Linked DNA regions of Homo sapiens: regions 2 and 3 are each linked to region 1. Evidence: chromatin loops called from intact Hi-C (ENCODE). Cell type or tissue: dorsolateral prefrontal cortex. All regions are shown on one strand. Links, peaks and the distances in the headings refer to the core of each region. The heading gives the core; the rest is flanking DNA.

Region 1 (10,278 bases), core at 3,463-8,462:
TTGGTCACCGTATCCTCCACCCATGACAGACACTTCATCCATCTCCACCCTGTTGCAGCCTTTCTTCCAGAAAAGGAGATGTCTGCTGGGTGGGGTCTAAGACAACTCGTGATCTGGTGACAATAGGGATGGATGTGACTGGTGCTGTCACACACCCCCGCCCACTCACATAACAAAGTGAGCTGAGGTTGCTTTCTTGCATAATGAAGGAAAACCCAAGAGAACTGCAGAGAGGGGCGGGGAATAAACCAGGGCTGGCAGCTGCTGGCCCCCAGACTCCTTGTTAAGTGAAAAGAATAAAGCCCTTTTTATTTAACACACTGTGTAGTGGGTTGAATGGTGGGCGTGTCGTGTCCCCTCGGCCCCGCCCCTGCAACAGAAAGTCCTTCCCCTGAGACTTGCAAATGTGACCTTTTTTGGAAAAAGAGTCTTTGTAAATGTAGTTAAGTAAAGGAGATAAAAATAATCCTGGGTTAGAGTGGTCCCTGAGTCCAATGACTCAATAAGCGTTCTTATAGAGACTTGTCCTCTGGAAGAAGAGCAGAAAGACACAGAGGAAAGGTAATGTGAAGATAGAGGTGGATATGGAAATGACTCACCTAGAAGCCAAAGAATTCCAAGAATTGGCCAGGCACGGTGGCTCATGCCTGTAATCCCAGCACTTTGGGAGGCTGAGGTAGGCGCATCACCTGAGGTCAGGAGTTTGAGACCAGCCTGACCAACATGGAGAAACCCCATCTCTACTAAAAATACAAAATTAGCCACATGTGGTGGCGCATGCCTGTAATCCCAGCTACTCAGGAGGCTGAGTCAGGAGAATTGTTTGAACCTGGGAGGTAGAGGTTGTGGTGAGCTGAGATCCCGCCATTGCCCTCCAGCCTGGGTAACAAGAGCGAAACTCTGTCTCAAAAAAAAAAAAAGGAATTCCAATAATTGCCAGCAGCCTCCAAAATCTAGGAGATGGGCATGAAGCAATTCTCCCTCAGAGCCTCCAGAAGGAACCAACCCTGCTGACGCCTTCATTTCAAACTTCTGGCCTCTGGAAGTGTGAGGGAATAAATTTCTGTTGTTTTAAGTCACCAAGTTTGTGGTACCTTGTCAAGACAGCCACAGAAAAGTATTACATGCTGTATTGTTAGGTTATTTTCTGTTTGCAACCCAAATCCTAATTGTTGTAACTTAGCAGCACCCGACATACAATAAAATTAAATGAATGAATGGTCCGGGCACAGGGGCTCATTCCTGTAATCTCAGCACTTTGGGAGGCCGAGGCAGGCGGATCACTTGAGGCCAGAAGTTTAAGATCAGCCTGGGCAGACTGAGCGCAGTGGCTCTTGCCTATAATCCCAGCACTTTGGGAGGCCGAGGCCAGTGGATCACCTGAGGTCAGGAGTTCAAAACCAGCCTGGGCAACATGGTGAAACTATGTCTCTATTAAAAATACAAAAATTAGCTAGGCATGGTGGCACACACTTGTAATCCCAGCTATCCAGAGGCTGAGGCAGGAGAATCACTTGAACCTGGGAGGCAGAGATTGCAGTGAGCTGAGACTGCACCACTGCACTCCAGCCTGGGGAACAGAGTGAGACTCAGTCTCAAAAAAAAAAAAGAACAAATGTACTTATTTGTATGTGCCTGATAGGACATACTTAAATGTGCATACTTTTATTTGCTTTCTTAGTGGGATAGTAGAAAAGACTTTGGAGAGCATTCCCCTGCACTGAGCAGGCTGATGTGCTCACACAGCTGTGGAGGAGGGTGATCTAGACAGGAGGGATGACACGGGCAAAGATATGAAATTGGGAGGGTGCAAAGCATGTTGAAGGTTTGAGGGTTCAGGGGGCCGTATGTAGATCAGCCTGGTGGTATAGGGTGCATCTGGGAGGCAGAGGGAGGCCAAGCAGGAAAGGCAGCCTGGGGCCAGTGTGGAAGTCACCAAAGCCATTCCAGACGTGGCACTGGCCTTTCCCTGAAGGTAATGGGCTGTCATCGCAGGTTTTTCACCCAGGAGCAACATGATAGAAATGGTGCTTTAGAAAAATGAGTCTGGTCTCATTAGCATTGATTCTAGTCCTGCTGAGACAACAAGGCATAGATAAATGGTCCACATCCATCCTTAAAAGTGCACAGCAATTGTCCAAATGAACCACACTCTACACTGGCTGAGCTTTCAATTACAAAATGCCATCAGTTACAATGACACAATGGGGCATTACAGTAATCCGTCACTGAAATCATATAAAGCTGCCAACTCTGTGTTCTGCCACCAAGATCTTGGCCCTTTGAGCCTGCCTCTCCCGCCAGCCAACTCCGCCTTTAGGCAAGGATTCCCAGTATCCCCCTGGGTAATTCCAGACCTAGAGTCACTTCTCTCACACTCTGGGCTCTGACCCCATCTCAGGTCCTGCCTGTGGCTCTTTGGCTGTCTGCTAACAGATTCTGCCCCTTCTCACCCAAATTTCAGGCCCATGGACTCAATCCCCAGTCCTGGTAATAGTGAAAGATGAATTCCCACTCCATGGGCCAGGCTCTCTGTGACTGCCTTAAGGAGGCGGTATGGCAGAGTGACCAGCCACAGGCTTGGGTTCAGTCCTGGCTCAGCGACTGGGAGGGTTTTTTTTAACTCCTCCAAGCCTCACTTCTCTCAGCTGATAACAATACCTAACTCACAAAGCAGCTGTGAGGATCAGGGCAGGTGATCCATTAGTAAAACTATTATGAGACATGCACTTACCCTTATGGAACTGTACTCAGAAGAAAAAAGCCAAGTTATCTTCATTTATGAAAAGTCAAAAATGAAGCAAGTCAAGTGAAGCAAAAGCACCATCTTGGATTTCAGTAAACTCATGCACCAGTTACACGCACCATCTAATTTTGTTTCCGAAATATGTTGTTGCCTGAATTCAATATCTACCACTCCGGTCATCCCAAATGAAAGTGGACAGAGGATCAGTGACTTGCCTCGTGCTTCCTTGGATAAATAAAATGTGGTGCTCACACATTATGGGGCTCTGTGCAGCAATTACGAGCCTCAAACTGGATGCACATACACAGTAACATGGGCAGATCTTAAAAAACATAATAGAGGACATCGAATACTACTTTGTACCCAGCCCCATTCCAAGTACTTGACACAGTGTAACTCATTCAGTTCTCACCAAATCCCATGAGGTACACAGCATCATTATCTCCAATGTGCAAAGAGAAGCATGGAAAAGTTCAGTAAACTGCTTATCATCTTACATAGCAGAGGAGCTGAGATTTCAACCAGGCAGCCTACATGCTTCACCTCAATTCCGTATTAAATGCATACACATGCATACACACACACACACACACACACACACGGGCATTTATTTATTTATTTATTTATTTAATTTTGAGACAGAGATTCACTCTTGTTCTCTTGTTGCTCAGGCTGGAGTGCAATGGTGCGATCTCGTCTCACTGCGAACTCCGCCTCCCGGGTTCAAACGATTCTCCTGCCTCAGCCTCCGGAGTAGCTGGGATTACAGGCACCTGCCACCACGCCCCGCTAATTTTATATTTTTAGTAGAGATGGGGTTTCTCCATGTTGGTTTCTCCATGTTGGTCAGGCTGATCTGGAACTCCCAATCTCAGGTGATCCGCCCGCCTCGGCCTCCCAAAGTGCTGGGATTACAGGTGTGAGCCACCACGCCTGGCCTCACACATGAACATTTATAACAGCAGGACCTTCAGCACATCACCATTCTGCCTATGCCAAACTGCCAGTTTGTTCTCAATCCATCTCTGCCTTTCCTCTGCTCTTCCTTATATCCTAGGGAACTACAATTGCCAGCTCTCATGGCTCTGGCTTGTGGGTTGGTTTAGGGAATGGGAAACTGGTAGAAGATTAGAGAGGGGAAGAAGGGAGAGCCAGGGTGTTTCTCTATGTCTTTCCTCCGGTAGCTCCCACAACCCTGTTTCTCTTCCTTGGCTCTGCCTTCTGTCAGATGGCCCCTCCTCGACTGTTTCAGATCCTGCCAGCGGTCCCTACATTGGAGTCCCAGCCATAAAGCAGTAGCATCATCCTTCCTATTGCTGCTCCAGCCCTAGGGGTCATGGTGGCTTCCTGAGGTTGATAATCTCTGGGTCACCTGTTTGTCTTCTCAGTTTGCCTATCAACTTGGGTAACCAATTCCCTATATTAAATTTTCTCTGTTTGAAAGACCTAGAGTGGTTTCTAATTTTCTTGCTAGATCCAGACTAATAACTCATTTGTGTGAATTAAAAATCTATGCGTGCTCTGGTGGAAGAAGTACTGACCTGTGAATCAAGATGCCTGGGATGGAGGCCAAGTGCTGTCCCAACCCAATGTGAAACCTCGAGCTCTTTGTCTGTCCTTCTTAGACTTTGCATGCTTTTCTTTTTTTATGAAAACTTTTTTTTTTAACTTTAGAGAGATTGGGTCTTGCTGTGTTGCCAGGTGGGAGTACACTGGTATATGATCATTGCTCACTGCAGCCCTGAACTCAAGGGATCATCCCACCTCAGTCTCCCGAGTAGCTGGGACTACAGGTGCACGCCACCACATCTGTTTTGATTTGTTTTGTACAGATGGCGTCTCGCTATGTTCCCCAGGCTGGTCTCAAACTCTTGGCCTCAAGCAATCCTCCCGCCTCAGCCTCTCAAAATGCTGGGATTCCAGACATGAGCTACCATACCCAGCCTAGATTTTGGATTTCTAATTTGCAATGTTAATGTGGATTAGGTGCTTTTTTTAAAAAGTACATTCTTACTCAAACTCTTTGAATGTGTGTGTGTGTGTGTGTGTGCGCGCGCACGCACATGCATGCATGCGTGCTCGAGATCACAGATTTTTTTCTATGGATAATATGAATTCAAGGATATGCATGAATCACATTAAAGCAGCTGCCTTTGGAGTAGAGAACAGGGATAGAAAAGAGTAAAAAGACAATCAGAAGCTGGGCACAGTGGCTGACGACTGTAATCCCAGCTAATCGGGAGGCCGAGGCCAGGGGATCACCTGAGGTCAGGAGTTCAAGACCAGCCTGGCCTACATGGTGAGATCCCGTCTCTACTAAAAATACAAAAATCAGCCAGGCGTGGTGGCGCAAGCCTGTAATCCCAGCTACTCGGGAGGCTGAGGCAGAAGAGTCACTTGAACCCGGGAGGCGGAGGGCACAGTGAGCAGAGATCACACCACTGCACTCCAGCCTGGGTGACAGAGTGAGACTCCGTCATCAGAAAGTCCCGGTACTGACAATTGGAGAGCAATGCAACACAGCACACAGCAGTGGTTCCTAACCTGTCGGCCAGCCCACGTGCTGCCGTCCAGAGCTAGACGTGTCACCAATCACCTTCCACATTCACCCTCGGTGCTCCTGAAGCAACGGGAAGCCTTTTCTGGGTGTTTTGTTGTTGTTGTTCCACAGTCACTTCTTTATGGGCCAGCCTCGCCCTGAGAACGAGGAGGGTGAAGGCGGTTCAGCCCGGACAGGCTGCTGGCGCCATCTAGCGCTCCGATGGAGAACTGGCTCCCGCGCATTCTCTGAGTTGAGATTTCCGGCGCCTGCTCCGAGCTCTCCAACCTCCATCTGCTTTTTTCAAAACCTTCATAGCTTGCCAATTTGCAAATATTGGGAAGTCACTTTGCCTTGAAATCTTCAAGGAGTAACTCTACTGAGCCCATTGCCAGTAGAACCCGCAGAAGCTGCCAGGCAATTACCTAACCCCCAAGAGGCCCCTAGCAAATTGGACATTCTGGGCATTTAAAACCCGCCATCCGCATGCACAGAATTGTAGGAAACGTGGGCTCCAAATTTCATCATCAGAATCTCTGAGGGGCGACCTCAGCCTTTCCTAAGAAAACAATGTCTCTCATGAGGTGTGAAGACATCTGCTTTCCAGAGTCCCCCACTGCCACTATCTCTAAATAACAATTTCTAAACAAGTTGTTGGTTCACATTTAAAATTGCGAGCCATGTTTTCTTTTCTCCATATAGGAGAGGAGAGGCTGGTTGTTTCAGGATTCATTAAGCCCTAATTTCTTCACCAGCATTCTGAGCGCAAATGGCTTAGCTGCTCCATCCCATGTTTAAGGCATATTGAAATAGGCCCTATCCTGCCTGAGACATTAACTTTTAGCAGTAACTGCTAGAAAAGGACCTTGATTTATTTATAATCAGCTGATGTTATCATTCACAGGAAAGACTAATAACATGAGAAATAAACTTGAGCACTGAGTTAGGGGGCAAAATTTGGGAGCCCACCTTAGTTTTTTTTTGTTTTGTTCTGAAATAACCAAGAACAAAGACAAGAGGCGAGTACTGAGTACGGATGAACATGAATGAATTGCTAATTATCGAAACAATTTATTTGGACACTCTGCTACCCGGGAGAGAAGTAGGGTGCTTTTTGTCTTTCCCATCAAAGACTTTATTGCTATTTTGATCATCCAGAATTGTCAAGACCATGTTTCCCTAATAATGCGGCCAGCGATTTCATTTCGCCCTAGGGCCACGGTCACCCAACAGCTTGTAGGACTCTCCGTCCCTCTCTGTTATGAGTGCAGGGAGACGACAGAGGAAAGGAGGGTATAGGTTGGATGCGAAGTGGAAGAGACTTTTCTCTCCCCTTTTCCAAGTGTCAAAAGTGCATCAGTGGCAAGGAGGAATTGCCTTTTAGTTTACTTGGATTTTGACAGGCCCCTTTTACTTTCCCGTCAGCTCCTCAATTCAGGCAATTTCACGGCTTCTTTTCTGCTACTGAGACGTGTTTGTGGCAGCAGTGTTGTTAGCTGCAGCCACAGGCTGAGGAGCCAAATTGCTAAGCAGCCTCGCTTTGACTGCAGCCCACACCCGCTCAGGAGGATTTGCTAGCAACCCAGTGACAGTCCAGACCTAACAGGGCCATCAGGCCAGCCCGAAGGGCGACAGTGTGTCCTGGTTCATTATTCAGCCCAGTTAGATGGCTGAGAGCTGTCTGTATACTTACTTTCAATGAATTGAAATATCATAAAATAGACCTCATTCATTCATTTAACAAGTAAGCATTTATTGAGAGCCATGCTAAAGCTCTGCTGAATGTAATTAGCCGATTAAGCCAAACTCTGCTAAAGAGAGTTCCAGGCAGAGGGAGCAGCAAGTTCAATGTCTAGGTCATAGGCTTGGCTTGTTTGAGGAAGAGCAGGAAGATAGGAATAGTTGGGGGGAGATGAGAGCAAAGATGAGATCCTGGGCTGGGAGGCCACATCATGTACAGCCTTCTAGGCCACAGTGGGGACTTTGGGTTTTAGACTATGTATGATGGGAAGCTACTATGGAGTTTGAAGACCATGCTGTTTCCAGCCCCAAAGGGGCTTTAAAATGCCATAGCCTCTAGGATGAAACACCTCCTCAGCACAGCACCCAGCTAGCTTCTCCTCTGTGCTCTCCTCCTGCCTCACCCCACTCGCATCTCCATATATACCCACCATAGCTCTCTCTTATTTTCCAAAGGCAACATCCCTTTATCTGCCTGGGAAACACCTACCTGCCCTTCAAGACCTTGCATATCCACCACTGCCTTTATCCAGCCGATCTTGACTGTCTTACGCTGTGAATCCCCCTGTTCTTTGCCTCAGAGCCTCTTGGACACAATCCTATTATATAGGGTCCCTGTCATTTCTAAGTGTCTCCCTGCCCTGCAAGACTGGAGGCATTAGACAGGGGAATCCCGTGTGGGGCTGGGGCAGAGTCAGCAAAATAGGTGTGTTAAATTCTCCTTGGGTGGATGAGCAAATGAACAAGTGAAGGGGTAGCTATGGAGAGCTAACCCATGAACTCCCTACCAGCCGTCCACTCCACAGTGTGAAGAATGGATGAGGGGTTGGTTGCAAGCCAGACTGCCTAGGTTCAAATTCAGCCTGCAGCAAGTATTTCCCAGGTGACCTCTGGCAAACTTCTGTGCATTCACTTCTTTATATATAAAATAGAAAGGGTCATAATGCCATGCTCTGCCCACAGGTTGTTGAGAGGATTAAATAAATTAGTATATAAAAGCACTTAGGGCCAGGCATGGTGGCTCATGCCTGCAATCCCAGCACTTTGGGAGGCCGAGGCAGGCGGATCACTTGAGGCCAGGAGTTCAAGACCAGCCTGGCCAACATGGTGAAACCCCATCTCTACTAAAAATACAAAAATTAGCCAGGCATGGTGGCAGGCACCTGTAATCCCAGCTACTCAGAAGGCTGACGCAGGAGAATCACTTGAAACCAGCAGGCAGAAGTTGTGGTGAGCCGAGATCACATCATTGCACTCCAGCCTGGGTGACAGAGCAACACTCTGTCAAAAAAAAAAAAAAAAAAGCACTTAGAATAGGGCCTAGCACAGTAGACATTTGGTAAGTGTGAGTATTATTATGGCTGTTTTGTTGTTGCAAGGGAAAGGGGCTGCAGGATACAGAGAGGGGAATTCAGGGGAGAGTGGGAATCTTGGGGGGGTGGGGTGGTGAGCTTGCTGCTTTCTTCTCCAGCTTTGTCTGGGGCTGTTCTGAACCACAGGTGCCCTGCCTATAAGGCATGTCTCAGAGGCTCTTAGAGGGAACCATTTTTTCATTAATCTCCCAGTAATGTCATGGGAAAGTCAAATTGCTTCCTATTCTCAAACCCTTTCCTACCTTCCTGGAAGCTTTTGCTGTTCCCTTTTCGATGGAAGGAGGTTGGGCTGGGGTTGGGCTGGGAGCCAGAACACTTGGTTTGGAGTTCTTGCTCTGCCATCTGTCCCACCAATGTCCTTGGGCAAGAGGTGTGACCTCTGAGACTTGAATTCCTCGGCTGGTCTGAGATCTTCCTCTGCAGGCTGCCGTGGGGTCCAGGCAGTGGTTCTGTGCTCCGGCTATGGAGTCAGGCTTTTTTTTAGACAGAGTCTTGCTCTGTTGCCCAGGCTGGAGTGCAGTGGTGCCATCTCCTCACCTCCCAAGTTCAAGCGATTCTCATGCCTCAGCCCCCTGAGTAGCTGGAATTAAGGGACACACCACCACACCTGGTTAATTTTCGTATTTTTAGTAGAGATGGGGTTTCACCATGTTGGCCAGGCTGGTCTCGAACTCCTGGCCTCAAGTGATCCGCCCACCTCGGCCTCGGAGTCAGGCTATTCTGGCTCATATCCTGGCTCTACCCTCTGTTAGCTGTGGCTTTAGGTAAGTTATCCAGTCTCTCTGTGCCTCAGTTTCCTCAGCTGAAATGGGGCAATAATAGCTACCACCCTATTATAGGCTGAATTCTATCTCCCGCCCCCACCCCCAATTCGTATGTTGAAGTCCTAACTCCCAGTACATCACAGTGTGACTGTATTTAAAGAGAGGAAGTTAAAAGAGGTCATTAGGGTGGGCCCTAATCCAGTATGACTGTTGTCTTTATAGGAAGAGGACATTAGGACGCCGACAGATTGGGAAGACCGTGTGAGGGCACAGGGAGAAGAGGGTCATCTACATGCCAAGGAGAGAGGCCTCAGGAGAAACCCACCGTGTTGACACCTTCAGGTTGGACTTCTAGAACTGTGAGAAAATAGATTTCTGTTGTGGAAGCCAGCCAGGCTGTGGTCCTTTGTGATAGCAGCCTCAGTGGACCACACACCCCACTAGGCGGTTGTGAGTGTTAAATGAGAAGATGCATGTGAGGTGCTTGGAATAGGCCAGGTATACAGCGAGTGCCTAACACATAGCAGCCTCTCATCACAAGTGAGGGCCTGATTCTTGCAGGGATCAGCAGAGACATGCTGCCTCAGAAGGGAAATCCCTGTTCTTAGTTCTATTCAGACCCAATGACACATTCAATATTTACTGCAGGCCAGGTACTACGGCTCATGCCTGTAACCCTAGCACTTTGGGAAGCCGAGGCAGATGGATCACCTGAGATCAGGAGTTTGAGACCCAGCCTGGCCAACATGGCAAAACCCTGTCTCTACTAAAAACACAAAATTAGCGGAGTGTGGTGGTGTGTGCCTATAATCCCAGCTAATTGGGAGGCTGAGGCAGGAGGATCGCTTGAACCTGTGAGGCAGAGGCTGCAGTGAGCCGAGATTGTGCCACTGCACTCCAGCCTGGGCGACAGAGAGAGCAAAACTCCGTCTCAAAAAAAAAAAAAAAATTACTACATGTCCACTGTGCCCCAGCATTGCCTGCGTGCTGGGTGTTAACACAGCAAGGAGTAAAGCCAGCATTTCCGCTGCCTTCCTGAAGCTTACAGTCTAACTTGCAGAAGGACAGAGGACAAGGGACCATGGAGTAAAGAATCCCCTACCATAGGAACCCGGA
Region 2 (10,278 bases), core at 2,781-7,780, 62 kb after region 1:
TCCATCCAAGACAGTCAATCGAGTCCCCACAGTTCTTCTCTACAGAACTCAGACACAGTCATTTTAGCCTGGACATCTTCCAAAGCAGATGGTACCACATGCTCGCTTCGGTCATAAAGAAATCTCAATCATGCTCCCAAAGAATGTTTGACTTTAAGTTATATAACTTCCTGGTGCCCTTTCCAAAAAAAAAAAGAAGTGGTCAAATGTACCCCTAATGAGTCAACTTCTTTTACTGGATTGTGAACTGTAAGTCAATTAAATGTTAGGGAATGGGAATGCCTACCAAAAATGTTGACTTTGGTTTTAGAACTATCAACCTTAAGTCTTCTTGACAGTAATTACAAAATTGGGCCAGCTGTCTGTTAAGAAAACTCCAGGTTCACAATAATAAAATTATGTCATCAGGCAGCTCATAGACAGCTTACAGTAATGTGCAAGACACTCCGATATAAAAATGAAAAAAGTGTGCCACTTCAGAAGCGTATCATCTAGTAAGAGGTTAGACAGAGCAAAGGAAGAAGGAAGGAAAGGGAGGGAGGGAAGGAAAGAAAGAGGGAGGGAGGGAGGAAAGGAAAGACGACAGGTTGAGCATCCCTAATCTGGAATCTGAAATGCTCCAGAATCTGAAACTTTTTGAGCACCAACATGACACAAGTGGAAAATTCCACACCTGACCTCATGTGATGGTTTTAGTCAAAAGTTTGTTTCATGTACAAAATTATTTTAACATTATATCAAATTGCCTTCAGGCTATGTGTATAAAGTATATGAAACACAAATAAATTTCATGCTTAGACTTGGGTCCCATCCTCAAAATGTCTCATCATTTATATGCAAATATTCCAAAATCCAAAAAAATCTCAAGTCCAAAACACTTCTGTTCCCAAGCTTTTCTGGATAAGGGATACTCAACTAGTCTTCTCACTTTCATCTTTGCAGCACCTAGTGAGGTACCTGGTAGAGAATCACCATTCAATATTTGTCTCAACAAATTTGTTATTTACCTCTAAAACGTTTACCTGAGTACAAACAGATGAATCGCACACAGATACCTAGTCAAATATAATGTAGTCAAATTGTACTTCTCGGCACTATAATTTTAATTGCTTTACAAAAGATGATTTACAAAAAGACACCACTGCAAAGTAGAAATAAATCATTTTAATGTCTATTTTTTCACTTCTATTAATTGATTATTGATTTCTACACAAGTGTATGCATCTAGTTTGACTTGCTTCATATTTATTTTCCAACACGGTGCAATCTTCAGCATGAGGTGCACGAAGTACCTTGTCCTCAAAGAGCTTTATCAACTCGAACATTTTCGAAGAGCTCTATAAGGCAGCTCAGCATGGCAGTTTTTTACTGAAATCTCTTATCTGGAAGATGGCAGAAGAGACCCGGACCTTCCCGAGCCCACTGGTTGCTTGTATTCATATCACAGCTCGCTTGAGTAAGTGGTAACGACAGAATAATAAGCAGATTGCTCCTCCAAACCCAGCTGGGTGAGATAGCTTCATTTTTGGAAAATCAACTGAATCATGAAAACCTTCCTAATGGTATAATTTGTTCCAGAGTTCTTTTGATACTTAAGAAGGGAAATATTAATCCTTGTGCACAGTCTTTTATTACAAGCACTCTTATTTATGGTATTACAGAGTTTTCTTCTCCAGCCGTCATTCTCTGGTGAGGTGACTGGCTGTACCCCATGCAGAATCGAAAGCATGAAGAAATCTCCTTTCTTAATCAGAGCTGATGACAGCCCTCTCATTTCCTGCCAAATGGATCAGACCACACTTTTAACCCTATGGAAAGAAACAGGAACAAAAACAGGATTCATTTTTAAATGTCCTTCCACTTTCCTCCACCCCAAACAAACAAAATGACATCAGAACTGAGCTGTGCAATTTACAGTGTAGTTTGAGATGGTGTGAGCAGGCTGCCGGAACCTTGGCATTAAATGGCCAGGAAGCCATGGCTGCCATAAGGGACTTTTAAATGGCTCAGGAATTGTACCCCATAGCAGGAAGACCGACATCTGGCCTAGTTAAAAAATAAATAAATAAAAAAGAATGTTGCCACAGATTATAAGAGCTTTGGTTAATAAATGAGAAACCTCTCATTCCTGGCTAACTTGGATCCTCTGAAAGGAACTAACCATTCAGCCATAAAGGGAGCTTTTTAGCCCTTGTGCAAAGCAGAACCCCACATCAATTCAAACAGCTAACAAGTAAACACTATTTTCCCATGAGGGGAGTGTTTAAATAGGTGCTTGGTAAATAAGTCTGCCAAACAGCTATTCACGTCTCATATCGAATCACGCACTTGTTAACATTTTTATGCCCACTTATAAAATGGAAAAGAGGAACCTGGCAAACGTGCAAAAAGTATTCTGGAGTGAAATATTAGAATGACGCCTTGGGTGGCATCTATAAATGGCAACTGTTGAGAAATAAATAGCAAAATCACAATCTTGTCTCTAAGCTAAAAGGCATTTTCCCACTCTCCACGCCAAGGCAAACACACACAAACCCGCACAACACAGTAGTACAAATAAGATTTGGTTTTGATTTTTTTTTTTCAGTTTACCTGGTGGCTGCACATCCTCTTGAACAATTCCAGCCCGATTTATAGCTTGTTCCTTCTCTGAGAAACATAAGAGAAAAATCATTCTTTAGAAGGGGGGCGGGGAGAGAGAAATATTTGTATTTACATGGGCCAATGACATGGGACAATTAGAAAACAGTATTTATGAGTGCTGTTAAATTCAGATACGCTATTATGCAAAGCTTTTAGGTTGTGGAAGTTAGATCCTATAATGCAAAAGAGATTGGGTATTTTCAAAAGAATAAAGAAATCCATACTTCAAAAGAAAAGCTCCCCAACTAACATCTCTTCTCTGTGATCTCAGCATTTTGGAAAGACAAGAAAACAACAACAAAAAAAGAACAATTTTGAAAGAACTGGTGGGCGTGATATCACGAGGGGAAAGCTGCTGAATTGAAGGAACAAGTACAATTAAGAAAACGATGTAGTTTATATGTCTAAAATGCACTCCACCAAAGGACTAGACTCAGAGCTAAATATGCTATGTTTTTGATAGGAAATAGAGCAGAAAATTAATCTTTGGGTGGGTGGCTTTGGTTTGGATAATTGAAGCTTCCCTAATTGATTGCAGGTGCTGCGCCAATTAGCACATTGTAGCGACAGCAACTAAGCCAGTCTCTTTGGAGATGTCCAACAGGCAAGGGCCAAGAGAAATTGGGCATTTCATATCTGTGGGCTTGAAGCACTCTGACACATTTTTCTAAGTGGTTTAGAATAAACCCAAGGTCTGTAAAAACAAAGAGTTATTATTTTAAGTATCTTGACAAACAAATGACAGCTTTTCAGGAGAAAGCCTTAGAGCCAAAGGACGTTTACCACTAAATTATAGTAATGAAATGTCATAATCGGACCTTTGTTTTAATCAGGCTGACAGTGTTTCTTTAAATCCACATTTAGCTCTTATTTAGTATCAGGCCATTTTCTTTACTTTGGCCTCTGGATTCTCATAAAGTTACACAAACGTAACGGTACAAGAAACAGGGTTTGGCCAAATCTAATATTCATTGAACTTGCTTCTCTAGTCATGTGACAGAAAGTCAATCCTAAATGACCGACCTGATAGTTTTATCAATACTAAGTTTTGCTGTGGCAAATAAAACACTGGGCAATGGGGATTATGGGAATCCTGATATCCAAGTCTAAGAGGGATGGAGAGAACACATAGGATACTCAGGCCTATTCCAGGCAACAAGCGGCCTGATGGTTTCACTGCTCCTCTCTGAAAAGTAGCGGATGAATGGCAACCAAGATTCTCTCAAGATATATCAAAAGATTTCTTCCATTTAGAGTGGATATTATGGAGCCTCTAAAGTGTTAGACTTTCTGAAATAACACAAAAGGTGTCCTCATTTCTTAAGACATTAAATCATTGTAGAACTGAGCCCCACCATCCTATAGACATGTAAGTCTCAAAGTATGGATGTCTCGAACATGCTCTTGGAAGATACCAACATGTAAAAGCCCACAGTCATCAGTCTTGGCAGGAACAAAAATAGAATTAATTTTCTGTATCTAACTAAAAGGTCTATTTTCTGATACTATGGAAGAGGGAAGATTTGAGTTTTAAAAAATCACTATCAGAAAGCATTCTAGACTTAGAGATTTCATAAAATCAGACATCCTGGTGTACCAAACACATTGTCCAGAGGCAGGTACTGCAAGGCAAAAGAAGCTGGCAGACTGCCAAGCATCAAAGGAAGCTGACTTTTGGTGGCAAGGACCGAATGCCTAATTGGGTTCTAACCTCTTATGATGCAACGGAGAACCAAATGAAAAGAAAGAAATCCCTGTCTTCACACTTTCTTGCTAATTGCTAATGAGGCTGAAGCAAGGCTGAAGATTTATTTTAAATAGACCATAATCTCTTTATAATCCTTGTCCTAATGCAAACACCTCTGTAGTTTGGCTTGGTCAGGAAATTTAAACCACTTTGCTGAGCCAGTTCCTACCAAATGATAACCAGGTATTAGCATCCTATCTACATCCCCTGGTTCTTTAATCCATTAATGTTTTATAAATACTCTAAGGCCAAAGCAGTCTTATGTAAATTCATGATGTAACACAAAGACACTTTATCTGTGAATGCAGAATACTCTAAAAGGAAAACAGAAACGAGTCCCTCACGATTTAGCAGTGCATCTTGATTGAGGTTGACAGTAAGCTTCTATTTCCCTATCTTTGGAAAAGAGCAAATGTATATAAACCTCAGGAAAAGGGAAATGGCAGAAGTCAGGGGTTTAACTATGTAAACAAATCAGGATAAACTTATTACCAATTTCACTAGTGAGCACATTTCTATCAGGAGTGAAATAATTTAAACCCAAATATGGCACACCGGGTTAAAAAACTCCCCACTCCAGTGTCTCAGCAAGCCCGACTCTGCCCCCTGGTGCTAAGGCAGTGGTGTGATTTGTAGTTTTAATTGAGGACGTTATCTCTGGTCCAGGGGCCAAAGTGTATTATTAAAACTAGTAATACATGCAGACCGGCTGATTTTTTGTACGATAGTAAAAGAATCTACCTAATAATGTTGAAGTCTTTAAAAACAAAAACATATCCTTATATTAAATGTCCACACCGGAAAATACATCGACTGTGTGACTTGTTACTTGAACATTCACAACAATGCAAACACTGCAGGATACTCAAGCCCCAGCTCCCTCAGCAGTCTCAGGATTATTCGTTGAGGGTGCTCTAGTGGAGGACCAGCAGACAGAAACCTAAAATAAAAAAGCAAATGAAAGCTGGTGCAAGGTATGACCTTGGGAACCTACCTCCCTATTTCTTCCTGCCAATAAATACTTAAAAGCAACTCTGCCGGGCGCAGTGGCTCACACCTGTAATCCTAGCACTTTGGGAGGCCGAGGCGGGTGGATCACCTGAGGTCAAGAGTTCAAGACCAGCCTGGCCAACGTGACGAAACCCCATCTCTACTAAAAATACAAAAATTAGCCAGGCATGGTGGCGGGCGCCTATAATCCCAGCTACTTGGGAGGCTAAGGCAGGAGAATTGCTTGAACCTGGGGGTCAGAGGTTGTAGTCAGCCAAGATCATGCCACTGCACTCGAGCCTGGGCGCAAGAGCAAAACTCTGTCTCAAAAAAGAAAAATAAAAAAATAAAATAAAATAAAAGCAACTCACAACTTGAATTGTGACAAATGGCAAAATTTGAACGTGGGCTGTATATTCCATACAAGTTGAATATCCCTTATCTGAAATTGGTTGAGAACAGAATTGGTTTGGATTTAGGATTTTTTTCAGATTTTGGAATATTTACATATATATATAACAAGATATCTTGGGGATGGGATCCAAGTCTAAACATTAAATTCATTTGTTTCACATACATCTTATATACATAGACTGAAGATAATTTTATACAATGTTTTTAATAATTTTGTGCATGAAACTAAATTTATATTAAGTACTTATGTGTGGTATTTTCCACTTGTGTCATTTTGGAACTCAAAAAATTCCAGATTTTGGAGCATTTTCCATTTTCAGATTAGAAATGCTCCAACTGTAATAGCACTGTATCAACGTTAAATTTCTTAGATTGGAAAACCGCATTGTGATTACATAAGAGAATGCCCTTGTTCTTCGGAAATACAGGCTGAAGTGTTTAGGAATGAAAGCTCACAATGTCTTTGACCTACTCTCAAATGGTTCAACAAAATAACAGTAATAATTATAATATATAGTACATATAACTATATCTGTATATATGTATGTATCTGTATGTTATATATAGGGGGAGAAAGCAAATGTGGCAAAATGTTAACAACTGGTAAATCAAGGTGAAGGACAATATAGGAATTTACTGCACTGTTCTTGGATCTTTTGTCAGTTTGAGTTTCTTTTGTTTATTTATTTATTTTTTGAGAAAGAGTCTTGCTCTGTCACCCAGGCTGGAGTACAGTGGCGTGATCTCGGCTCACTGCAACCTCTGCCTCCCAGGTTCAAGTGATTCTGCTGCCTCAGCCTCCCCAAGTTTGAGTTTCTTTTTTCACTAACAAAAACCACATAACTGTACAACATGCATACGAAAAGTCCAACACCATTTTGACTCTTCCATGGTGATTATTTCAAAGAAGCTATCTTTTAAAAAGTAGCAAATATAAAATTTTTTTCAAAAGCTTTTCAGTTGCTTTTGTTGCTGCTGTTACCTAGATACATACACCATCTGCCTCTGGGGTATTCCAGAACTGGAGGTTCACTGGTGGTGAGTGTGAACCAGGGGCCAAGGGGAAGCCATATGACCGCAGCAGCAAGTGCAACCCAGTTGGCTGAAGGGGACCAAATGGACGTGGTGACAAGAAAGAACCAGGGACGGAGGGGAAGCCATATGACCACAGGAGCAAGTGTGACCCAGTTGGCTGAAGGGGACCAAGTAGCCACTTGAAGCACTGCACTCCTCCCAACAGTGTCAACAGGTCTGTTTCCTCACCAGAGCCTGGTTGAATCCAGGGAACTGTGTAATGCCAGTTAGAAAACAAGACCCAGTCTGCCTGCGCATTTCATTCGATTATGTGGTGAAAGGACTGAAAAGCATATTCTAAGCACCTGGCATGTCACAAGGAAAATGCCCTGACAAGGTAAGAATTCTTTCTGCATCAGGTGATTTCCAGTACCGTGTGCTGCCTAGGCATAGCCTCCTTTTGGGCAGGGGCAGCAAGGTGCAGCGGAAATCAACAGGACTGAGAAGCAGCAGAACTGAGGTCTCACAGCTCTCCCCTGTGGCCTTTCACTTGGCTGGCTGTTGAACATTCTTCACTGTCTGAAGGCATCATGAGGCAGGGCATTAAGTACAGGCAAGGTCAAGGAGTTAGGGCCTAGTGTCCACCCAGCAACTAATGTGCTGAGTAACCTTGGACAAGTCACTAAATGAGGGGACGGAAATGAGCTCAAGCCCCTTCTGGTCAAACCCTATGATTTTATGCTTCTGAACATCCAATTAAAATTTCAAATGAAAAGGATCACAGAAAATGATCTTATTCTGTCTAATTTCACAGGCTGGCCTCAAATGCATGTTATTTGTAAAAGGCCATATTCAGGGTCACTGTCTAGTTCTAGGAAACAAAGACAGATTAGCCATCTGTACTCTTCCCTAACTGTGGCCTCTTCAGACCAAACATGCTATGCCAACAGGGTGAAAGCTAAAAAGTGTCTGGGACTCCCTCCAGAAGTACAGCAGAACTGTACCCAGACTTCTGGTTTTGGGTCACTGACCCACTGATGCCATCATCTGTCCAGCGCTCATTTCAGTACTTGAGGTATCATGTACAGAACTGCCTTGTACTCCACATAACACTTAGGAAAGCCTTGCTAAGTTAACGAAAGAACTGAAGATCATGCTGAACGCCAAAATGAAATCCAATAAGGCAGTCTGGTGATAGTGGCTGCCTGCTCTGCAACCATGGAAGATCTCCTTGGCTTTGTTTTACCTAAGCAGGCTTCCCCTTCTTTTCTGCTGCCTGTATGCTTGTTCCAGCAGAGACCCTGGAACGTACCTGTCCCCATATCCATGCTGGCACAGGTGAAGGGCCCGGACTGATCTGACACTTGGCTCTACATGGACTGCCTTGCCAGTTGCCAGCCCTAAGTCTTGCTTTTACCAGTAACCCAGTTCTCAGGGAGTAGGCTTCTGCCCTGTCCATCCAAGAATGATGGGCTTCTGCCCCACAGTCTCAGGATCCTGGGGAATGAAATGTATGAAGGACGGTCAGGAGAGAAGGCCTAACAAGAAAGGCTAACAGGAGTGGCTGAAAGGCAGGAGCAAAAGAGCAAACCCAGGAGGACCTTCCACGGTGGAGAGGCCCAGGGAAGACAGTGCTCCAAGGAAGGAGAGGATGGCCTAGAGTTGGTGCCTCTTACTCATAAATGACCTGACTTCCTGTGTCACAAAGAGAATAGACGCCATCACCTGGAAGTGCCCACAACTTGCCAACATCAAACCTAGATATGGCAGCATCCACACCATCCTTCCTCCTGAGCTGGTGGAAGAGGTGCCTTGCCTTTGGTCCAAGGCTCTTTCCTCTACTTGAGCTCAGGATCTCATGTCACCTCCCACTCTACGGACTGTCTTCTCTCTCCAGCAGCTTTCTCTGTCTAAGACTTTCTTGGCCCTCCATCTCTTCCAGCCAAAACTAAAAGAAAACTCTTCCCAGACCCTGTGACCTGCTGGAAACTTTGCCATTCTCCTCTCCATACAGCTAAACATCTATAAATAGTCAACTTAATACACTATTAATAGTCAACTTAATACACTTCAATCCACTGCAACCTGCCTTCTGCCTACTTCCAAACCACTGAAAGCATGTTTAACAATATAACCAATCACTTCTAACTTATTTCTGTTAAATATAATTCATATTTTCACTTATCTCTTTTACTGTCTCTAAGCAGCCTAACCCTGCTGACCACACTCCCTTTTCATGAAGAGCTGTCTTTATGGGGCTTGTGACTGCAGCCTCTCCTGGTTTAAAACCTGTCTAGCCACTCCTCCTCAGTCTCCTTAGAGGGCCTTTCTCTTCCTCTGACCCCCTATGCTTCAGCCCTTCTGACACTGGTGTTCCCCAGCACACTGCCCCGGGCCAGCTTGCCCCTTACAATCTCTGAATGCTGCCTGGGAACCCTTACCTACTGCAGTGACCTGATTCCCAGCCACGTGCTGATGATGCCCCATCTCCAGCTGCAGCTCACATCCGGCGTCTCAGCCCCAGATCGGTATATTCCATTGTCTATGGGAAATCTCAAAGAGCACATCAGCTACCTCAGCCTCAAAAGCTACCCAAATGCCCAAAAGCAAACTAACTTGTCTTTTCACCCCTAAAACCAATTCCTTCTTGTGTTTTCTAGCTAATGACCAGCATCTCCATCTCCTCAGCTGCTGGAGCCAGAACACTGGGTGCCATTCTCCTTCTTTGCCCCGTGGCTAATCAGCCACAGACCCCTGTAGAGTTTACTTCTTTTCTTTTTTTTAAATGAGACAGGGTCGCGCCATGTTGCTCAGGCTGGTTTGAACTCCTGGACTCCAGCGATCCTCCTGCGTCAGCTTCCCAAAGTGCTGGGATTACAGGTTTGAGCCACCATGCCCACCAGTTTGCTTCTTAAATATGGCTCCCAAATGCAGTCACTTATCTCCACTCCCATAGCCACCACTCTGGTCTCCCTGAGGTCACAGGAAACACAGCCTTCCCGTACCTGGCCTTCCTGTCCCCAGATTTGACTTTTCCACCTTCTAGTTAACATACAATCAATCAGAGTGATGCTTGTAAAGAGTGAATATGATCACTGCTCTTACTAACATACAGTCCTGTGTCACTCATCTGTGGGAGTACATTCTGAGAAATGCGTCCTTAGGTGATTTCATTGTTGTGCAACCATCATAGAGTGTACTTGCACAAACCTAGACAGTGTAGCCTACTACACACCCAGGCTATGTGATATAGCCTATTGTTCCTAGGCTACAAACCTGTACAGCCTGGTACTGTACTGAATACTGCAGGCAACTGTAACACATGGTAAAGATTTGTGTGTCTAAACATAGCTAAACTTGAAAAGGTACAGTAAAAACACTGTATAAAAGATTTTCCAAATGGTGTACCCAAATAGGATATTTACCTTGAATGAATCCTGCAGGAGTGGAAGTTGCTCTGGGTGAGTGAG
Region 3 (10,278 bases), core at 2,983-7,982, 170 kb before region 1:
TTCCTCATTCTGAGAACAAAGGCCTGGTTTGAGGAAGATGCATGTGACAAAGGCAATGAAATGCCATTAGACCCTACTCAGCTTTCTTGGAAGTTGGATGTGATGGTGCCTGATTCACCCACACTCTTTCTCCTTTTACTCTGGAAATCAGTCTTGTTCTAGTTGATAGCTTCTCCATCAACCTCCTTACCAGAGAGAAGAGCAGACCATCTCCCCTACCACGCCGTGGACATGTACAAGAACTAAACTTATGTTGTTTTAAGCCTCTGAGATGTGGGGGTGTTTGTTACTGCATCATTAACTGTCTTATCCTGACAGATACATTATAGAATAAGATACTAGCTCTAGGGGACATTGCATAAAAAAAGAGTTTTGTGGGTAAATAAATCTGGGGACAATGACAAACTACCAGTTGTCCTTTGGTATTTGTCCTCCCCTGATGCATTTTGGTAAAAAACACTTGGAGTTTCAGCCTGACACTTGGGCACCTAATTGGAGACTGCATCTCCTAGATTCCCTTGTATCTGTGTTCATGTGATTGAATTCAGGCCAGTGAAATGAATTGCAGGTGATGTGTGTAACTTCTACATTATCTCCTTAAAGAGAAAGCTTCTTGGCTGGGCACGGTGGCTCACGCCTGTAATCCCAGCACTTTGGGAGGCCGAGGCGGGCAGATCACGAGATCAGGAGATCGAGACCACCCTGGCTAACACGGTGAAACCCCATTTCTACTAAAAATACAAAAAATTAGCCGGGCACGGTGGCGGGCGCCTGTAGTCCTAGCTACTTAGGAGGCTGAGGCAGGAGAATGGCGTGAACTCGGGAAGCGGAGTTTGCAGTCAGCCAAGATCGCGCCACTGCACCCCAGCCTGGGCGATAGAGTGAGACTCCGTCTCAAAAAAAAAAAAAGAGAGAGAGAGAGAGAGAAAGCTTCTTGCCCTGGACTCTCTCTCTTCCAGCTTCCTCTGCCTGAGAAATGGTAACTGCTGGTACCATCTTGAAAGCCATGGGTTGAGATGGAAGAGCCACTTGGCCAGCTTTGGACCATTCATCTCTGTACTGATATATGAAAGATAAGTTCTACCCTCCTTTAGCCACTGTACTTTAGGGTATCTTTGTTATAGTGGCCCAAGGTATGTCCTAATTAATATCACACTATATCTTCCTCTTGGAAATTCATGGAGGTACTATAAACACGCTGAAGGTTCTAAGGTGTCCTGCACAAGGTAAACAGTTCAAATCTTATTGAATGAAGAAATTCTTCTTTTTATGTAAAACTTATTGATATACACACTTTGGGAAATTTTCTCACAGAGATAGTCCTAACACATAGTTGTTCTTTGGGAAGTACTGGGATAGAGACATCTTGGTAGCTGGAGAAGGCTGTGGAGTTATCATTTCTAATCATTGTTAATAAGGGGCATGGCATCATCTATCCCCACCCCAACTCAGCTTCTCCTCCATTCTTCTTGGAAAAGCATCCAGGTGGTGGAAAAACTGGAACTTGTGCAACAAGTCTGGACTCAAATCAAGACTCTTGTGACCTTAGACCTCCTCCTTCACCTTTCCAGGCCTCCATTTCCTCAGATGTAAAATGAGAACACTGATATCTACTTCACAGAGTTGCTTGGATCTTATACATGAAAGTGTCTAGCATATGAGTATCTCCTACCTTCTTCCTGTTTCTTTTTGCCTTCTCCATGTACTTCCCATCAGGGTCTCACAGTCCTTCTAACAAAGTTCATCCTGAGGTCTCTAAACCCTTTCTTCCCAAGTAAAAGTAAAATGATAGATCATTTTAAGGAATGACTATTCCTCATAGTATCTGCATTCTGAAAGGGACTAAATTGAGAGAGAGAGAGAGAGAGAGAGAGAGAGAGAGAGAGAAAGAGAGAGAGGGAGAAAGTCTTCTTAAAAGTCACAAGGAAAATTATTAGCTCCCTTTTGGGCTGCAGGATATTCAGGAAGAGAAGTGGCTTTTAGTTCCTCATCTTTCAAGGATCTGAATGGCTTTAGGCAAGTAGTGAAGAATCAGAACTGCTTGTGGGTTTTCCTGGTAAAGCCAAGGATGACACATGGTTTTACAATTCAAGTTAATTAGAAATAATTCAAAGTCTACACCATTGACAGAATTCTCTTTCATTGCCAGGTCTGCAAATCAAGAGAGAAAGTAGGCAGAAAATTGAGCCAGAAGGACTCATATATTGGAGACTCCATGAGGGTAAATTTGGCGCCTTCTCTTCACTTTTTCTTCCTCTGCAAAAGCCAGCATGGTGCTCTGTGCACAAGGAAGGTTTTAAGCATACTTACTGACTCCCTTTTCCTCATCTGGAGGGTAAAGCTCTTCATAGGGGGCTTTTATTAATCAATAATTTTGTAGTACAAGTAACAGAAACCAACTCTAGCTATCTTGAGGGTAAATGCAATTTATCCGAAGGATACCAGGGAAAAACATCAAATCTGAGGAACTGTAGAATAACCAGGCCTTGAGAAGACTAGAATCAAGACAAACTTGGAGACCTCAGCAACTGAAGTCCATGGGCCATCCACCTAGAACACTGTCCTGATGTGACAGGGAATGTGACTGGTCCATCCTTAGACAGTCTCCACCCTTGATCAAGTGACTATGGCCAAGGTAGCAGGGCTGCTGGGAGCCTACACCAGTGACATAGGAGATAGTGCCTATAGGATGAGTATTTATTATGAACCAAGCAGCCACCCACAGAATCACCCATTGTAGATTTTGTGCATAAAAAATCACTTCAAAACTGGTTTTAAACAACAACCATTTTACTTGCTCATGATTCTCTGGGTCAGCAATTTGGGCTGGGTTCAGCTAGATAGTTCATCTGTTGGTTTCACTTGCAGTCATTCCTAGGTTGTAGCTATCTGGTAGCTCAATTGAGGCTAGATCATCCAAGATTATTTTGCTAACATGTCTGGAAGTTGGCATTTGTTACCAGCTGGAAAAAACCTGTTGTTACCATGTGACTTCTCATTGTCTAGTAGGCTAACCTAAGCTTACATTGTGGTCTCAGGGAAGCAAGAGAGGGCAGACCCCAGTGTGCCTATGCTTATATCACATTTGCCATTGTCCTATTGGTAAAAGTGAGTCATACAACCAAGCCTAAAGTCAAGATGTTGAGAAATAAACCATCCTAATGGGAGAAGAGTTGAAATCACATTACAATAAGGAATGTAGAAAGGGACTGAAAAAGTTTATGGAAAGTTTTGCAATCCAAACAACCTTATACTGGCTTCCATCTATATATATTCCCTAAAGCATAATTAATTTTTAAAAATCTTTTGATTTTTCTTTGAAAGTAAATAAGCTGCTTAATCAAATTTATCTATAGGAAGATTTAGTTTTCCTTTTTATCTTTTTCATTTTTAGTTTTTAGAGACAGAGTCTTGCTTTGTCACCCAGGTTGGAGTGCAGTGGTGTGATCATAGCTCACTGTAACCTCAAACTCCTGGGCTTGAGTGATCCTTCTGCTTCAGCATCCCAATTAGCTGGGACTGCAGATGTGTGTCAACATGCCTGGCTAATGTAAAAAATTCTTTGGAGAGGTGGGGTCTCATTATGAGTTGCCCAGGCTGGTCTTGAACTTCTGGGTTCAAGCAATCCTCCCGTCTTGGCTTCCCAAAGCACTGAGATTACAGTTATGAGCCACCTCACCCTGCTGGATTTAGTTTTTAGTTTTGGGGGTTTTTTTGTTTGTTTGTTTGTTTTTGTTTGTTTGTTTGTTTGTTTTTGACACAGGGTCTCATTTTGTCACTCAGGATGGAGTCACAGTGGTGTGAACCTGGCACACCACAGCCTCAGTCTCCCTGGGCTCAGGTGATCCTTTCACCTCAGCCTCCTGAGTAGCTGAAACCAGAGGCACCTGCCACCACACCTGGCTAATTTATGTATTTTTTTTTTTGTAGAGACAAGGTTTCACCATGTTGCCCAGGCTGGCCTCCAATTCCTGGGCTCAAGCAATCTGCCAGCCTCTGCTGCCCAAAGTGCTGGAATTATAGGCATGAGCCACTGTGCCTGGCCCTGGATTTAGTTTTAATTAGAAATTATAACCTATGCTGGGCATGGTGGCTCATGTCTGTAATCCCAGCACTTTGGGAGGCCGACGTGGATGGATCACCGGAGGTCAGGAGTTCAAGACCAGCCTGGCCAACATAGTGAAACCCCATGTCTACTAAAAATACAAAAATTGGCTGGACATGGGCTCTACTAAAAATACAAAAATTAGCTGGACATGAGTGGTGGGCACCTGTGATCCCAGCTACTCAGAAGGCTGAGGCATGAGAATGTCTTGAACACAGGAGACAGAGGTTGCAGTGAGCTGAGATCGCACCACTGTACTCCAGCCTGGGTTACAGAGTGAGACTCTGTCTCAAAAAAAAAAAAAAAAAAAAAAGAAAGAAAAGAAATTCCAACCTATATAGTTATAGTTTTTGGAGTAAATCCAAAGTATAATAGTAAAAACAAACAAACAAACAAGCCTGGATAAATCCTTAGCCTGCTGCTTGAGACTCAGTCTGACAGGTTTTGAAATGTAATTCTTGCTCAGCTGGTATTCATAAATATCAGATTGTCAACTTGACTTTACACTGCATTAACAATAACAGTAATCATTTATTGAATACTTACTGTGCACTAGGTATTTTTATACAATACCTCTAATTTTTGCAATACTCTGTCAAATATGAGTTATTATTCCCATTTGATGGTTGAGGCACTGCAACCCACAGGTTAAGCTTCCTGCCTCCATTAACAAGTTGTTTATGTCAGACACAGTATTTGAATCTGGCTCTGTCTGACTCTATGGGCACTGTCACTGCCCCTTTCTGCCTCTCAGTGATGTATGTTTCTTTCCAGGAGACCTGGATTACACAGATAAAATGGGAAAGGAACACCTACCATGCTTTCTTCTCAACATGGTCAATTTCGTGATTGGAGAGAAAATTTCAAACTGCCAATAGTGAAATGAAACTTCTCTCCTCTGTACCTTCACTGAACCTGCAGGTTTTCTCTCTCTGACCTTCAACCTTCCACTATGGAAGGAGTTGTATGTTTGACAAACTTTCCTTACTTTAACCCTCTTAAGAGAAAAGGTCACCTGCAATCCCAGCACTTTGGGAGGCTGAGGTGGGCAGATCACTTGAGGTCAGGAGCTTGAGACCAGCCTGGCCAACATGGCAAAACCACACCTCTACTAAAAATACAAAAATTAGCCAGGCGTGGTGGTGCATGCCTGTAGTCCCAGCTACTCGGGAGGCTGAGGCAGGAGAATCGCTTGAACCCAGGAGGTGGAGGTTGCAGCGAGCTGAGATCGTGCCACTGCACTCCAGCCTGGGCAACAGAGCAAGACTCTGTCTGAAAAAAAAAAAAAAAAAAGAGAGAGAGAGAAAACTAAAAAGAGAAAAAGGTGAGCAGCTCAGTGACCCAGAGGGCATGTGCCTGAGGCTGAATCTTAGGTCCCCTGGCTCCCCACCTCAGCCATGAAGGGCTTAAGGGCTGAGAGGCTAAGAAGAAGATGGAAATGGCGCTCAGCTGGTCACTTAGAAAATGTTTTTATATCTGTAAGAGTTAGCTGGAAATGGTCAAAATATGTACTTTTTCTTTCATGATTTCATGTAATAAGTAATGGTTGGGATTAATGCATACAAGTACAGGTATTCACCCCTCCTTTCCAAAAGAGAGTGATCCATATGTTTGCTAGGAGTTGAGTATTTGAAGTTGTTTACATTTTCCTCTTTTAATGATATTCCAAAAAGTAGTTTCCTAGACTGAGCCTGTGGCTTGTTTAACTCTTAATATTCTTTATGTCCAGCCCTGATATGGTTGGGAAGTGTGTCCCCTCCAAATCTCATGTGTTCTCAGTATTGGAGGTGAAGCCTGGTGGGGGGTATTACATCACGGGGTGGATCCCTCATTAATGGCTTCACACCATGCCCTGGGTGATAAGTTAAAGCAAGAGCTGGTTGTTTAAAAGGAGCCTGGCACCTCTTCCCCTTTTTTGCTCCCTCCCTTGCTATGGGACACACTGGCTCACCTTTGCCTTCCTCCATGATTATAAGCTTCCTTAGGCCTTGCCAGAAGTAGATGCTGATACTATGCTTTGTGTGCAACCTGCAGACCCTTGAGCCAAAAGAACAATTATAATTACCCAGTCTTGGATATTCCTTTATAATAACATAAATGGACTAACACAAAACCTGTTTTCAAGCCAACCAATCTTCATTTTAAAACCATGTTCCTGAGAACAGATGTGTGTTCAGGTCTGAATAAGATCAGATAGCACTTCCATCTGGGACCACAGCAGCATGGAAGGGATAGGGAGGTTAGGAGCAAAGGGCAAGAGCAGGCAGAAAAGCAGGTGAGTCCACACGGTGTTTCCCTGGTAAATTCCTACGGGAACGAATATTCATTGAGTACCTATTACATGCCAGACCCTGCACAGACACTTGTCAGAATGATGCCTTTTATACCCTGAATTACCCAGTGAGGTAACCATCATTATCTTATTTATCCTGTTTTACAGATGGAGAAAATGCAGCAACTTGCCCGAAGTCCCAAATCTGGTAAGTGGCAGAGCCAGAGCTTGAACTCAGGTCTCTATCATTCCAAACTTTTTGTTCTTTCTGTTCCCCGTGTTATGATTGCCTCCACCCACAGAGTGGAGGGGAGCTCTTTGTATCTTTGTTTGTCCTCTAAAGGAGAGATGGCAGAAACTCTGGTCAGCAGCTGAGCGGGAGTTCTTAATTGGGGAAGGAGTTAACAATGAATGGGGGAATATCAAGCAAGTTCCAAATACAGATTTGGAGTCCCTAATCCAAAAATCTGAAATCTCAAATGTTCCAAAATCTGAAACTTTTTTTTTTGAGAGGGAGTCTCACTCTGTCACCGGGGCTGGAGTGCAGTGGCACGATCTCAGCTCACTGCAACCTCCGCCTCCTGGGTTCAAGCGATTCTCCTGCCTCAGTCTCACACGATGCACAGGTGGAAAATTCCACACCTGACCTCATGTTATGAGTTGCAGTCAAAACACAGGTGCACAATGGTGAAGATGATGTTAACACTGCAGAAAAACGGCCTAAGTTATAATATGGTAAAAATGTATGATGGGTTTGTTGAAGGACTAGAGCTGTGTGTGCCTTCATAACAGAACAAGAAATCATGTCAGCTTATAAAATCAAAGAGAGACCCCCTAAGACAAAAACCACTGTTACTAAGGCCAGTGACACTGGAGGAAACATTTGAAAAAAGCTATCCACTAGCATGCCTCTTCATCCTTGGAGGACCCACATCCTGGTCCCTCAACTGCTTCCAGTGTTTCTCCTCACCTAAAAAATAGAATACAGTGTACAGTAATCTTTTAATCAAAACACAGCATCACAGGTGGAGACTGAACGCCTGCTGTTATCTCTTGCTGTTGTTTCACAGCTGATGCAGGTATTCTGGGCATGCTACTGTGCTGCTTGGTTACCCTGAACACTCTATTTTTTCACTGCATTAACGGTTTGTCATGTTTTTTACCTTAAAATTCACACTTATGTGTGAATAAATGTAAGAAAACAGTTGCTTCTCAGTAGCATCTACATTCAGAGTCAGGAATGATGGTGATGCCAAATAACCACAGATTGTCCACATGGGTGGCTGAGCTAGGGTCACCTTTGCTTTCTGATGGTTCGATGCACACAAACTTTGTTTCATGCACAAAATTATTTAAGATACTGTGTAAAATTACCTTCAGGCTATGTGTATAAGGTGTATATAAAACATAAAATAATTTCCTGTTTAGACTTGGGTGCCATCCGCATGGTATCTCATTATATATATGCAAATATTCCAAAATCCCAGACACTTTGGATCCCAAGCATTTTGGATAAAGGACACTTAACCTGCACTTCTACCTCTTTTGCCCACTCCCAGAGTGTTCATTAGATGATTGGTCATAAACTGGGGCAGTTCATACTATTTTCTTAACTTTGTAAGTTGCATACATAACATCTGACAGTCTCACAGTGGTTGGCAAATTCATTCCACTCTTTTCAACTTCTCAAGCTCTCTGTCTTCAAGAACTGAACAAGGATTCAATATGGATTAGTGATTAAGAGCTTGGGCTATGGATTCAGAACAACCTGGGTTCAAGTCCTGGATCTGCTCCTTACAAGCTGTGTGAGTTGAAACATCAATTTAAAAATTGAGGTAAGAATTCTTTATACAAGTTATGAGCTCATTGTGAGAATTAATGAAGATAATATGTAGAAAGTACTTAGCATGGTTTATGCACATAGTAAGCACTTATTAAATGCTGCAGATGAACTATCCTGGCTTTACTATGTACCAGTTATGGGATCTCATGCAAGTTTTCCCATCACAAGGGGCTAGGCCATGCTGCTGTAACAACAATCTGAAAGCATCAGTGGCTTACAACAAAGAGGGTCCATTGCGGATTGACTGAAGCTTGGCTTCTCCCATTCTCTCTAGTGTTCAGGGCGTACCTGGAACATTGCCAGTCTACGTGGTGGATGAAAAAGACAGATGGCAAACCACGTGCTGGAAGACATGTGTCAACTCTGTCTACACGTCACTAGCCAACACAAGTCCCATAGCCACTCCTGAATTCAACAGTGCAGGAGTGGATAGTATTCCTCCAGAGTGGGGTATTGAAAGGAAGAAAATTGTAATGTTTTATCATAGTGTATAATTTGCCAGCTATTTATTCTGAGCCCTACCACTCTGTAAACTTTCTGGCACAACGTAGGCACTTTTGAATGAGAATCTTATTATACTGTCAACTGTTCTAGGGGCCCCTTCTGCTCCCAGTTTGCCATAAAGAGGCGTCAGACCCCAAAAGCCCAATTGTGCCTTATTTAGTTCAACATCTGGAGAGGCTCAGCTGTCCCACATATTTGTTCCTAAATCACTGAGTTGCTCACTGAATTGGCTGCCGACCCACCTTTTCCAGACAGGAGAAGAGGAAAAACTTATTTGCGAAGAAAAAGAGAAGGCTCCTCTTGGCCAGGCCAAGGCCTCCTTTGGAGATGGGCCATAACAAACAGAGATTTGTAATGACTAGGATACCCTAAACCGATAGTAAAATGGAAATCCACAGGATCAACCCAGCAGAGGGACTGGGTAGTCGGAAGGCTGTCATCGGCCGGTGGTGTGACCTCAGACAAACTCCTTTGCAGCTCTGTGCCTCAATTTCTTCCTCTGTAAAAGGGAGGTGGTGGTGGTGGGGACAGTGACTCTCTCAAAGAGCAGAGATGAGAGTAAAATATCATATCCATGACCAAGTCACAAACTATAAACACTATTCCACAACAGTTTAACAAAATGGTTAAATCTAACAAAAATAGGACAGGATATGCAATATATCTGACTTTAACAATAATTTGGTAGTAAATATGGAAGGAGTTGAGGGCCCAAAACACAGAACATATTCCCATTTCTTGGAGATCTTCAGCAGATCACAAAAAAGAGAAAGTTAGATTACTTGGGTGTTCAATTTGCTGGCAACCATTTTATGCTATAATTCAGCATTAGTCATGGCTGACTAATTTTTTTCTCTAGAAAATTAGATGGAGCATGTAAACACAAAGGCACAGCACAGCCTCCTGGAAAAAACCCCAAATGCACTGAGTCTTCGGGCAAGACTGAGGGATCAAAGGCCAGGTGGGCTGCCTGCTCTGCTGCTTCGGTGCCATTTGGTATCATTTCCGTATTTCACTCAGTTGGTGTTGCTCAATTTCCACTCCCTCCATCATCAAAAAGTATTTTTAGAGCCTTTCATTACAGGAAATCTTTGGCGTTGTTCTCAGGGCTGCTCATATAGGGGAACATGTTTTCCATTGTCAGTATATCCGTAAATAAAGACTAGCAAATGCATCTTTACATCTTGGAGGGCACATTTACTCTTGTCTGATGCTGCATGGCATACTGAACCATGGGAGAGGACCAGAGCAAAGATGTGATGAGCTTTCTCACTAGTGTAAACATGGCTCAGGGGTTGACCAAATAGGTGGCTTCCTACAAACATTTCCCTCACCCCATGAGACCGGGGTATGTGCTCCTGCTTTGTGTTCTGTGTCCATCACTGTCCTTGGCCCATTGTGTACCCTATGGACTTAATCATGTAAGTGTTTGCCCTGTACTAGCCACTGTTTTAAGTTCTTTCAGTGTGTTAACTCATGAGACTGTTACAACAATCCCTTTTTTTCGGATGGGAAAACTGAGTCACAGAGAGGTTGAGTAGCTTCCGTAAGGCT

The links. A loop is a pair of places that touch in the nucleus more often than their neighbours do. Peaks named below come from ENCODE experiments on the same cell type or tissue, not always from the same donor. Only the 100,000 strongest peaks of a DNase experiment are listed, where the experiment ranks them.
Region 2: a loop joins it to region 1, with 3.0 times the contacts of the local background. A loop is called at or near these places in 22 of 110 quality-filtered maps.
Region 3: a loop joins it to region 1, with 2.1 times the contacts of the local background. A loop is called at or near these places in 2 of 110 quality-filtered maps.

What each region holds. Positions count from the first base shown.
Region 1 is chr4:25,983,523-25,993,800 of GRCh38, reverse strand. No RefSeq gene overlaps it. Among named protein-coding and RNA genes, the nearest start is that of SMIM20, 74 kb to the right of the region's middle. RefSeq lists enhancers at 379-902, 5,226-5,425. In dorsolateral prefrontal cortex, for the core only: CTCF peaks have their summits at 5,291 and 5,499 (motif pointing left); DNase peaks (open chromatin) are centred at 5,490 and 6,843; H3K4me3 peaks cover 1,304 bases; H3K27ac peaks cover 1,004 bases.
Region 2 is chr4:25,920,684-25,930,961 of GRCh38, reverse strand. SMIM20 (small integral membrane protein 20) reads right to left here. Exons shown (of 3, transcript NM_001145432.3): 2 at 2,593-2,649; 3 at 1,150-1,808. The coding sequence ends at 1,771. Among named protein-coding and RNA genes, the nearest start is that of SMIM20, 12 kb to the right of the region's middle. RefSeq lists a silencer at 5,000-5,049. In dorsolateral prefrontal cortex, for the core only: CTCF peaks have their summits at 4,783 and 4,989 (motif pointing left); DNase peaks (open chromatin) are centred at 4,294 and 5,001; H3K4me3 peaks cover 413 bases; H3K27ac peaks cover 2,673 bases.
Region 3 is chr4:26,150,555-26,160,832 of GRCh38, reverse strand. LOC105374541 (a long non-coding RNA gene) reads left to right here. Exons shown (of 6, transcript XR_925507.4): 3 at 2,150-2,221; 4 at 6,546-6,585; 5 at 8,069-8,212; 6 at 8,495-8,739. It also overlaps a transcript of RBPJ not described here. Among named protein-coding and RNA genes, the nearest start is that of LINC02357, 85 kb to the right of the region's middle. In dorsolateral prefrontal cortex, for the core only: no CTCF peak of the experiment used is centred there; no DNase peak of the experiment used is centred there.